2 separate regions of the Homo sapiens genome follow, and region 1 is linked to region 2. A link is a loop called in an ENCODE intact Hi-C map of the cell type or tissue named here. Cell type or tissue: endothelial cell of umbilical vein. All regions are shown on one strand. Links, peaks and the distances in the headings refer to the core of each region. The heading gives the core; the rest is flanking DNA. Region 1 overlaps ROCK2 (Rho associated coiled-coil containing protein kinase 2). Region 2 overlaps ROCK2 (Rho associated coiled-coil containing protein kinase 2).

Evidence for each region. A loop is a pair of places that touch in the nucleus more often than their neighbours do. Peaks named below come from ENCODE experiments on the same cell type or tissue, not always from the same donor. Only the 100,000 strongest peaks of a DNase experiment are listed, where the experiment ranks them.
Region 1: it touches region 2 in a loop (2.3-fold over the local background); 7 of 110 quality-filtered maps call a loop at or near these places.

The regions. Positions count from the first base shown.
Region 1 is chr2:11,238,511-11,242,913 of GRCh38, forward strand. All of the region lies in intron 4 of ROCK2 (Rho associated coiled-coil containing protein kinase 2), which reads right to left. Among named protein-coding and RNA genes, the nearest start is that of SLC66A3, 85 kb to the left of the region's middle. In endothelial cell of umbilical vein, for the core only: no CTCF peak of the experiment used is centred there; a DNase peak (open chromatin) is centred at 1,771; H3K27ac peaks cover 294 bases.
Region 2 is chr2:11,290,466-11,294,868 of GRCh38, forward strand. All of the region lies in intron 1 of ROCK2 (Rho associated coiled-coil containing protein kinase 2), which reads right to left. Among named protein-coding and RNA genes, the nearest start is that of ROCK2, 52 kb to the right of the region's middle. In endothelial cell of umbilical vein, for the core only: no CTCF peak of the experiment used is centred there; a DNase peak (open chromatin) is centred at 2,566; H3K27ac peaks cover 1,879 bases.

The DNA of each region.
Region 1 (4,403 bases), core at 92-4,091, 52 kb before region 2:
TTACATTTCCCAATTTCAAAACTTACTACAAAATTACAATAATCAAGACAATACTGGCCAGGCACGGTGGCTCACGCCGGTAATCCCAACACTTGAGGAGGCCTAAGTGGGAGGATGACTTGAGGCCAGGAATTTGAGACCAGCCTGGGCAACAAAGTGAGACTGTGTCTCTATACAAATATTAAAAATTAGCCAGGAATGGTCGCACACCTGTAGTCCCAGCTACTTGGGAGGCTGAGGTGGGAAGATCGCTTGAGCCCAGGATTTTGAGGTTTACAGTGAGTTACAATTGCACCACTGTACTCCAGTCTGCGCAACACAGTGAGATATGAGTACTGGCATATGAAAAGATACATAGATCGATTGAACACAGTTGTATAGAACTGAGAACCCAGAAATAAATCCTTGTATTTATGATCAATAAATTTGTTGACAAAGGTGCCAGGGCAATTTAATGAGGGAAAAAATAATTAAAAAAAAAAAGTTTGAACAACTGGATAGCTACAGCCAAAATATTTTTAGACCCTTACCTCACACCATAAGTCAAAAATTAATTCAAAATGAATTATAGGCCTAAATTTAAGAGTTAAAACTACAAAAATCTTAAAAAAACACAGGAGAATATCTTAATGAACCTAGATTAGACAAAGGTTTCTTAGATATAACACCAAAAACGCAACTGACAAAATAAAAAACTGATACATGGTATTTCATCAAAATAAAAATTTTCTGGCTTGAAAGATACTATTAATAAAATGAGAAGATGAACCACAGGTTGGGAGGAAATATTTACAAGTGATATATATATAGCATTGGTCATTAGGGAAATGCACACTAAAACCACAATGACATACCACTTAACACCCATCAGAATAGCTATACTAAAAAAGACAGAAAATAGTTAAGTGTTGATGAGAATGCAAAATGGCACAACCATTTTGGAAAGCAGTTTGATAATGTCTTACAAAGTTAAACATAAATGTAGCAAACAATCAAGGATTCCACGCCTATGTACCTACCTAAAAGAAATGAAATATATCTGCCAAAGACTAATAAGCAAATATTCATATCGGCATTATTCATTATTCATAATGGCCAAAAAGTGGAAGCAATTCAAATGTCCATTAACCGGTAAATGAGCAAATAACATGGAGTACATCTGTATACCGTTTCCACCCCAACTGGGTGTTCTGCAATGCAATTCTGACATTAACCAACAAGGCTTGGTATGAGATCCCACAAGTGAAGAGCTCAGTCTTCTACAAAATTTCCCTCACTTCAGAAATCAGCTGCACTTTGGGGATCCCCAGGTTCCCTATATTTTGGACTTACTGGCTACAAATTCAGGGGTTCCCACAACCTCCTCAGGCTTAACAATTTACTAGGATGACTCACAGAACTCAGCACAGTGCTATATTTATGATTACAGTTTTATTATAAAGGATGCACACAGGACAAAGTGTGGAACAGATTACAGAGCTTCTCCACCCTGTCTGTGTAGAATAAAAGTGCATTTCTCTCCTGGCACCAGAACATCAATGTGTTCACCAACCAGTAAGCTCCACTGAGTGTCAGTATCCAGAGTTTCTATAAGGGCCCCATTACACAGACATGATTAATTAAATCACTGGCCGAATGATTAAACTCAATCTCTAATCCTCCCCCAATACCTCCTTCTCCCTCTCCCGGGAGGTCTGGCAGCTAAAAGCCTTAATCTTCTAATCATGTGTTTGGTCTTTTGTAGCGGTCAGCCCTCATCCTGAAGCTATCAGAAGGACACGTGAGTCACCTCACTGGTGTAACAAAGACACTCCTATCACTCAGGAAATTCCAGGGCTTTTGAAGCTCTGTGCCAGAAATGGCAACAAAGACTAGATATATTATTTATTATAACACACCATACAATGGAATACTATTCAGCACTAAAAAGGGATGAAGTATAACAAACGTTACAATGTGGATGAACCTTAAAAACAGTATGCTAAGGAAAAAGTACCAGATGTAAAAGATAACATATTGTATGATTCCATTTATAAGACCTGTCTAGAAAAAGCAAACCTACAGGGACAGAAAGCACATTAATGGTTGCCTGGGGCTCAGAGGGTAATAGGAAATGTCATTGAAGGGTACAAGTGACCACTTTGGGATGGTGGAAATGCTCTAAAATCAGATGGTAGTGGTGGTTCCACAATGCTATAAATTTCCTAAAACTCACTAAAGCATACACTTCACGCAGGTGAATTTTATGCTATGCAAATTATACCTCATAAAGTTCTATTATAAAGTTGTCTTACAAAGGTATAAAAAGTTGCATACCTCAATAAAGTTGTATAGTTATTATACCTCAATAAAATTAATTTTGAAAACTTAAATGTGCATGTTAAAATGGTAAACACAGCCACTAGAACAACAGAAAAGAGATACCGTATATATTTTCCATCAGAGTAAAGACAACTCTAAATTTACCACAGCTCAACAACAACTTTCAAAGAATCAAGTTAATCCAGAAATAATAATGTAGTTTTATTTATAAGAGAGAAAAACTGGAAAAAACCTGAATGTCCATTAATAGATGAACAGATAAATTGTCACATCTCCCTACAAGGATATATGTAATAAAAGTAATCAAAAGGAATGAAATATTGATATACATCATGGATGAATCTCAAAACAATTTTGTGGAGTCAAATAAGCCAAATAGAATGGGACTGAAGTTAGAGCAGATACTGTAGAAGAGAAGATCCATGAACTTAAGGACATAGCAAAAAAACTATACAAAATGAAGCATGCAAAGAAAAAAAGACTGGTGGGAAAAAGAGTATCAGTTACCTATGGGACAACATCAAGCAGATTACACATGTGTAACTGAAGTCTGAGAAAGGGGATAGGGGCTTAGGAGACAGAAGCTGAGACAGAAAAAACATTTAAAGAGATAATGGCCTAACTACCTCCAAGTTTGATGAACTCTATAAACCCATAATTCTAAGAAACTCCAATAAATACCAAGCAAGGTAAGCCAAGCTAATTAAAGTATTGTGTTACTGGTGGCAAGAACAGATAAATGATGCAGTGAGACACAGAACCCCAAAACAGATCTATGCACAGATGGATAAATGCATGACAACATAAGGAGTTAACATACACCAGTGGGGAACAGAAAGTTTTGTCAATATGTAATGTTGGAACAACTGAATATCCATATGGAAACACGTAAAATTGAATACTTAAGTAACACTATTAAAAAATCCATTCTGGGCTGATCATAGGTGCTATGGTCTGAATGTTTTGTGTTCCCTCAAAATTCATATGAAATCTTAATGACGGTATAACACCGTCATCCTAAGGTGATGGTATTAGGAGAAGGGGCTTTTGGGAAAATGAGTAGGTCATGGAGGTCACTTGAGCCACCTTGTTAGCATAACATGAAGTCAGCCATCATAAATGGGTTTACTGCCCTTGTAAAATAGGCCCAAGGGAGCTTATTCACCCCCTTCTACTGTGTGAGGACACAGAGACAAGGTGCCATATATAACAAAGTGGATTCTCACCAGACAACAAATCTGCCAGGACTTTGATCTTGGACTTCCCAGCATCCAGAACTTTGGGAAATAAATTTCTGTTGTTTATAAGCTACCTGGTTCATAGTATTTTGTTATAGGAGCCCTAATGGACCATGATAGGACAGATTAATAGGGAAAAAATAAAAGTCAGAAAGGTAACATAGCACAATATCTTCATGCTCTCAAGGTAGGGACAAATTTTACTGAACACAAAAGGCCATTAACCATAAAAGTTTGATTAAACTTTTACTGCATTAAAATTATGAATTACTATTCATCAAAACATACTATAAAAGGAGTCAGAAGTCAAGCCGCACAGAGGGTATCAGAGCTCAGAAAGGGAAGGAGGACCATTCACGTGTGAGGATGGGTGCCATGGGATACCAAAGCCCAAGTGAGAGAGGAGGGACGGGATTCTACCCCTACCTTGACCTTCCTTCCAGATGATGGCTGGAATTTGAGGAAACCAAGATAAGCAGAATCCCACCCTAAATCTTATCAAGTGCCACACTCACTGAAGTATGATCTTGAAGAAACTAAAATACACAGCATCCCACCTTAAATCTTACTCAAGGGAGTTAATCCTATCGCCCATATGTGCATAAGACCAGAAGAATGGCTAATCTCCACCCCTTGCCTCCTTACAATACTAAACTCCCCACCCAGGGAGGAGCTTATTCACCATTTTGTTATCATGCCATGTGTGTACTACCATGATTTCTCACTGCGCCTGCACACCTTGTGCTCCACCCTGCACATGTAATGACATTCAAGTATCTCATGCTTATTTATGTCATCATGGTTCTTAAAACAACAAAAAGACCTGTCCTCAGGGAGCCAGCT
Region 2 (4,403 bases), core at 317-4,316:
AAGAAATGCTAAAAAGAAATACAAATAAATTCAGGAAAAGACTACAACCAAAATTTTAAAGCAATGAAGAAAACGATCTGCCTGTTTCCAACCGTACAGAAATGACAGGAGAACATTTGAAAATGACAGCCCCACTGAGACTAAACAAAACACTACCACCAATAACTGACCAGAAAGAAAAATGCCAAGCAATGGGTACGTGCTAAAAGTCACAGAGGTCTATTGGATTTCAGGTCAGAAAGCAGCAAGATCAATGACTGATAATTAAAAGGGCCTAAATGAGGTGAGGAGTTAAAACCAGACTGATTACGAGAAAATCAGTACCCGGAGTGAAAATCCCCACTCCTAAAATAAGACACTGGAGGGAAAAACAACAACAACATCTTATTGCCCAAGTTTCATATGAATCTGCATCACTAGATAGGTCAGACACAGCTTTCAATCAAGCCTTGGTCTATGCCCCCGGCTAGCCCAGTTACATCTCTAAGGTTACCAGCTGAGAAACGTGAATTAGCTCCAATGCAGAAACTAACTTAGGTTGTCTATATGCAAAAAGCATGAGAGAAAGGCAGGGAGAAAAATGTGTTATCCTACTGTATTTTTTAAAAAAACATGTATAAGCCAAACACCCAGTTTCCCCTACTATAATTATTATGAGGGAAAAAATACATATACATAAAATGGTCTATTTTTCTAACTTTTCCTGAACACAGAGCCTTTTATACTTCAGTTGTCAAGAAATGAAGTATTGAACTTGATTTCACTTTCACTGTACACTGCTTCTTAGTATCTTATTGTTGTTGGCCAGGTGCAGTGGCTCATGCCTGTAATCCCAGCACTTTGGGAGGCCGAGGCGGGCGCATCGCCTGAGGCCACGAGTTCGAGACCATCCTGGCTAACACGGTGAAACCCCATCTCTACCAAAAATACAAAAATTAGCCGCGCGTGGTGGCGCAAGCCTGTGATCCCAGCTACTCGAGAGGCTGAGACAGGAGAATCGCTTGAACCCAGGGGGCGGAAGTTGCAGCGAGCGGAGGATCGCGCCACTGCACTCCAGCCTGAGCGACAGACCAAGACTCTGTCTTAAAAAAAAAACTAATTGTTGTTAAACATCCAAATAAAATGCTTCAAAAAAATAAAAATAAAAGGAGATTGGAAATACTCTGCCAACCTGGAAAGTCTAAATTGATAAGCAATATGATGGAGATACCCTCTTAGGAATTTCAATTGCTAAATGAGGCACAAATTATCCTTTAGCTGAAAATTTTATACATTTATGAGTTGTCAGCACATATGTAGTATTTAAAGCTATAAAACTGGGTAAGATCACCAGAGGACTGATTATAGATAAACAGAAAAGAATCAAGTACAGAGTCCTGGGATGCATCAATATTAAGAAACAAGGGAGAAGAGGGGACTAAAAAGGAACAACCATTTTTTTGAGGAGGGAAATCAAGACCATCATGGCATCTTAGAAGCCAGATGAAGAGTGCAGGAAGAGGGACAGAATGATAGACAAATGACAGACTATGATAGTTAATCTGACTGGTAAATCAACCTTATTGAGGACTGTGAATTTAGTAACTCAGAGGTTAGCAGTAACTTTTCTAAAGGCTATTTGGATTACAAGTTTATTATTTCTAAATCACTGTTCACCACTTTCTTAGTACTACTATTTTAAATACCGTATTAAAAAAAAAGTCCATATTCATAGACTGTAAATAATACCTAGCATTCAGCATGACCACAAATTATGTCTTATTCTTTACAGCCTACCTACCAAAAACTTTAACTACATTATACAGGTTAATACAGCATATATTATTAACAGGGACCTTTCTTGATTACTTTGCACCATGTATTGTGCAAAGCACTATACATGCATTTAACATTTTATTCCTCACAGCATATAAGTTAATACTATTGTCATACCTACATTAGTAGGCACAGAAACTGAAGCTTAAAGGTTAAAAGGTTAAAAAATGTGTCCAAGCCAGAATAGCTTATATGTAACAGAATTAAAATTTTATGATGCTCTTATAAACAATATTGAACTTAAAAGTTAATAAAATAATAAACTTAATTAGTAAAATTATTCCTCTAAAAGAATACTAAATAACAAACAAGTTTTAAAGTCAAGACAACCAAAGAAACAGTTAGTTACAGAGCATAGGAAGCATATTTCTGTGTATCTGCTGTACAGATTAGTGACCAGGAAATGTTATTTAAATGAATTTGTAACACATTTCCTCTGTTTGCTATTTCAACTCCAAACACAAATACATAACTAAAATAGTTGATATGGTTTGGATTTTTGTGTCCCTGTCCAAATCTCATGTCAAATTGTAATCCCCAATGTTGGAGGAGGGGCTTGGTGGGAGGTGATTGGATCACAGGGTAAGACTTTTCCCTGTTGTCATGATAGTGAGTGAGTACTCAGGAGATCTGGTTTAGAAGTGTGTAGCACCTCCCCCTTCTCCCTCTTCCTCCTTTCCCAGCCATGTAAGATATGCCTGCTTCCCTTTGCTTTCTGTCATGATTATAAGTTTCCTGAGGCCTCTCCAGCCACGCTTCCTGTACAGCCTAGGGAACTGTGAGTCAGTTAAACCTCTTTTCTTTATAAATTACCCAGTCTCAGGGTAATGAGCCAACAAATACACAGATGTGTTTTATAAAGAGATAATAAAGTAAAGGAAGTCTAGAAGTTAAGAAACCTGGGTTACATCATCACGGTTCTGCCATTTAGTGGCAACTTAAATTGAGGACGGCTAAGTCAACTTAATTGAGGACTGAGAATTTAGCAACTCAGAGGTTAGCAGTAACTTTGAGGAGAAAAACTTAATAGAGGAAAAGATAAAATTGTGTGACCCTACACAAGTAATTTCACCCAACTTCTAGGGCCCTCGTTTGTAAAAAAGAGTTCATAGCCTATAAAATCATTCTGGTGAGCAGTTCTTTAAAAATTGGCTATTTAAATAGTTAAAGCAAGGCCTGGCATAGGGAAAGAAACTTTCCTAGGGCAAAAGACAGGAGCAATAGGAATGTTTTTATGACTTTTCCTTGAGCCTCAGGCTCTAACATGGCTCAGCATGGCAAGATAGGACCAGTATTATTAATTTTTCCTTTTTGCCTCACATGCCAATATGGCTTGGCACAGTACTCTTCCTGATTTTGCCTTTCTTTAAAATTTTGAGTTTGATATTCTGTTCATAGTGAGTCTTTGCATTAATTTTTAAAATATTACATTAAAATATCTTGATTACTGTGGCTTTTTAGGGTTCTCCCTCAAATTTTGTTCCAAGTGCCTGAATGGCTTCACCCTAACCTCAGCCGTGGTCCTAAAAAGAGAATGAACCTTTACAATGAGAGAGGCATTAACGATAGCATATTCTGATTTTAAAAGAACGTACGGGCCAGGCGCGGTGGCTCACACCTGTAATCCCAGCACTCTGGGAGGCCGAGGCGGGAGGATCGTGAGGTCAGGAGATCGAGACCATCCTGGCTAACACAGTGAAACTTGTCTCTACTAAAAATACAAAAAATTAGCCAGGCATGGTGGCGGGCGCCTGTAGTCCCAGCTACTTGGAAGGCTGAGGCAGGAGAATGGCGTGAACCCGGGAGGTGGAGCTTGCAGTGAGCCGAGATCGTGCCACTGCACTCCAGCCTGGGTGACAGAGTGAGACTCCCGTCTCAAAAAAAAATTTAAAAAAAAGTAAGACAAAGAGAGAGAGAAAGAAAAGAAAGGAAAGAAAGGAAAGAGCAAAAAATCACATTATTGATTTGATCAAGGTTTTAGAAGAATTAAATGTAAAGTTGGTAATTGTTCTAATGGTGATAGTGCTCTGTGCTGATAATAAAGCAGCTGCTATTGCAGAGTTCTTGGATAGACATGATGCCAAACACTTTATATAACATCTCCTTATTTAATTTTCCTAACAGACTGTGGAATTATATGGTGTTAATTATATGGTGTTAATTATATGGTGGAATTATATGGTGTTAATTATACAGTCTTAATATCACCATATTTTTTAGTTGAAATTTGGCTTGGAGAACTTAAACCATTTCCCAGAACTGCACAGCTTAGAAGCATTAAGGTTGGTATTGGGCCCAATGCTGCTTTGAATAATTATTGGTATTTTTTAAATTAAATTCTGATTTTTTTCTTCTAAAATATTAAGTTGATGGGAAGATATGAATCAAATTGCATTCATAATGTAATACATTGTTTTATTATTTTATTTGTGTAATACATAATGTAACATATTGTTTAGAAACACATGAATAAAATTAAGATCAAATTATATTTGTATTACTATTTTTCTTTTTTGAGACAGAGCCTTGCTCTGTTGCCCAGGCTGGAGTGCAGTGCCATGATGTCAGCTCACCGCAACCTCCACCTC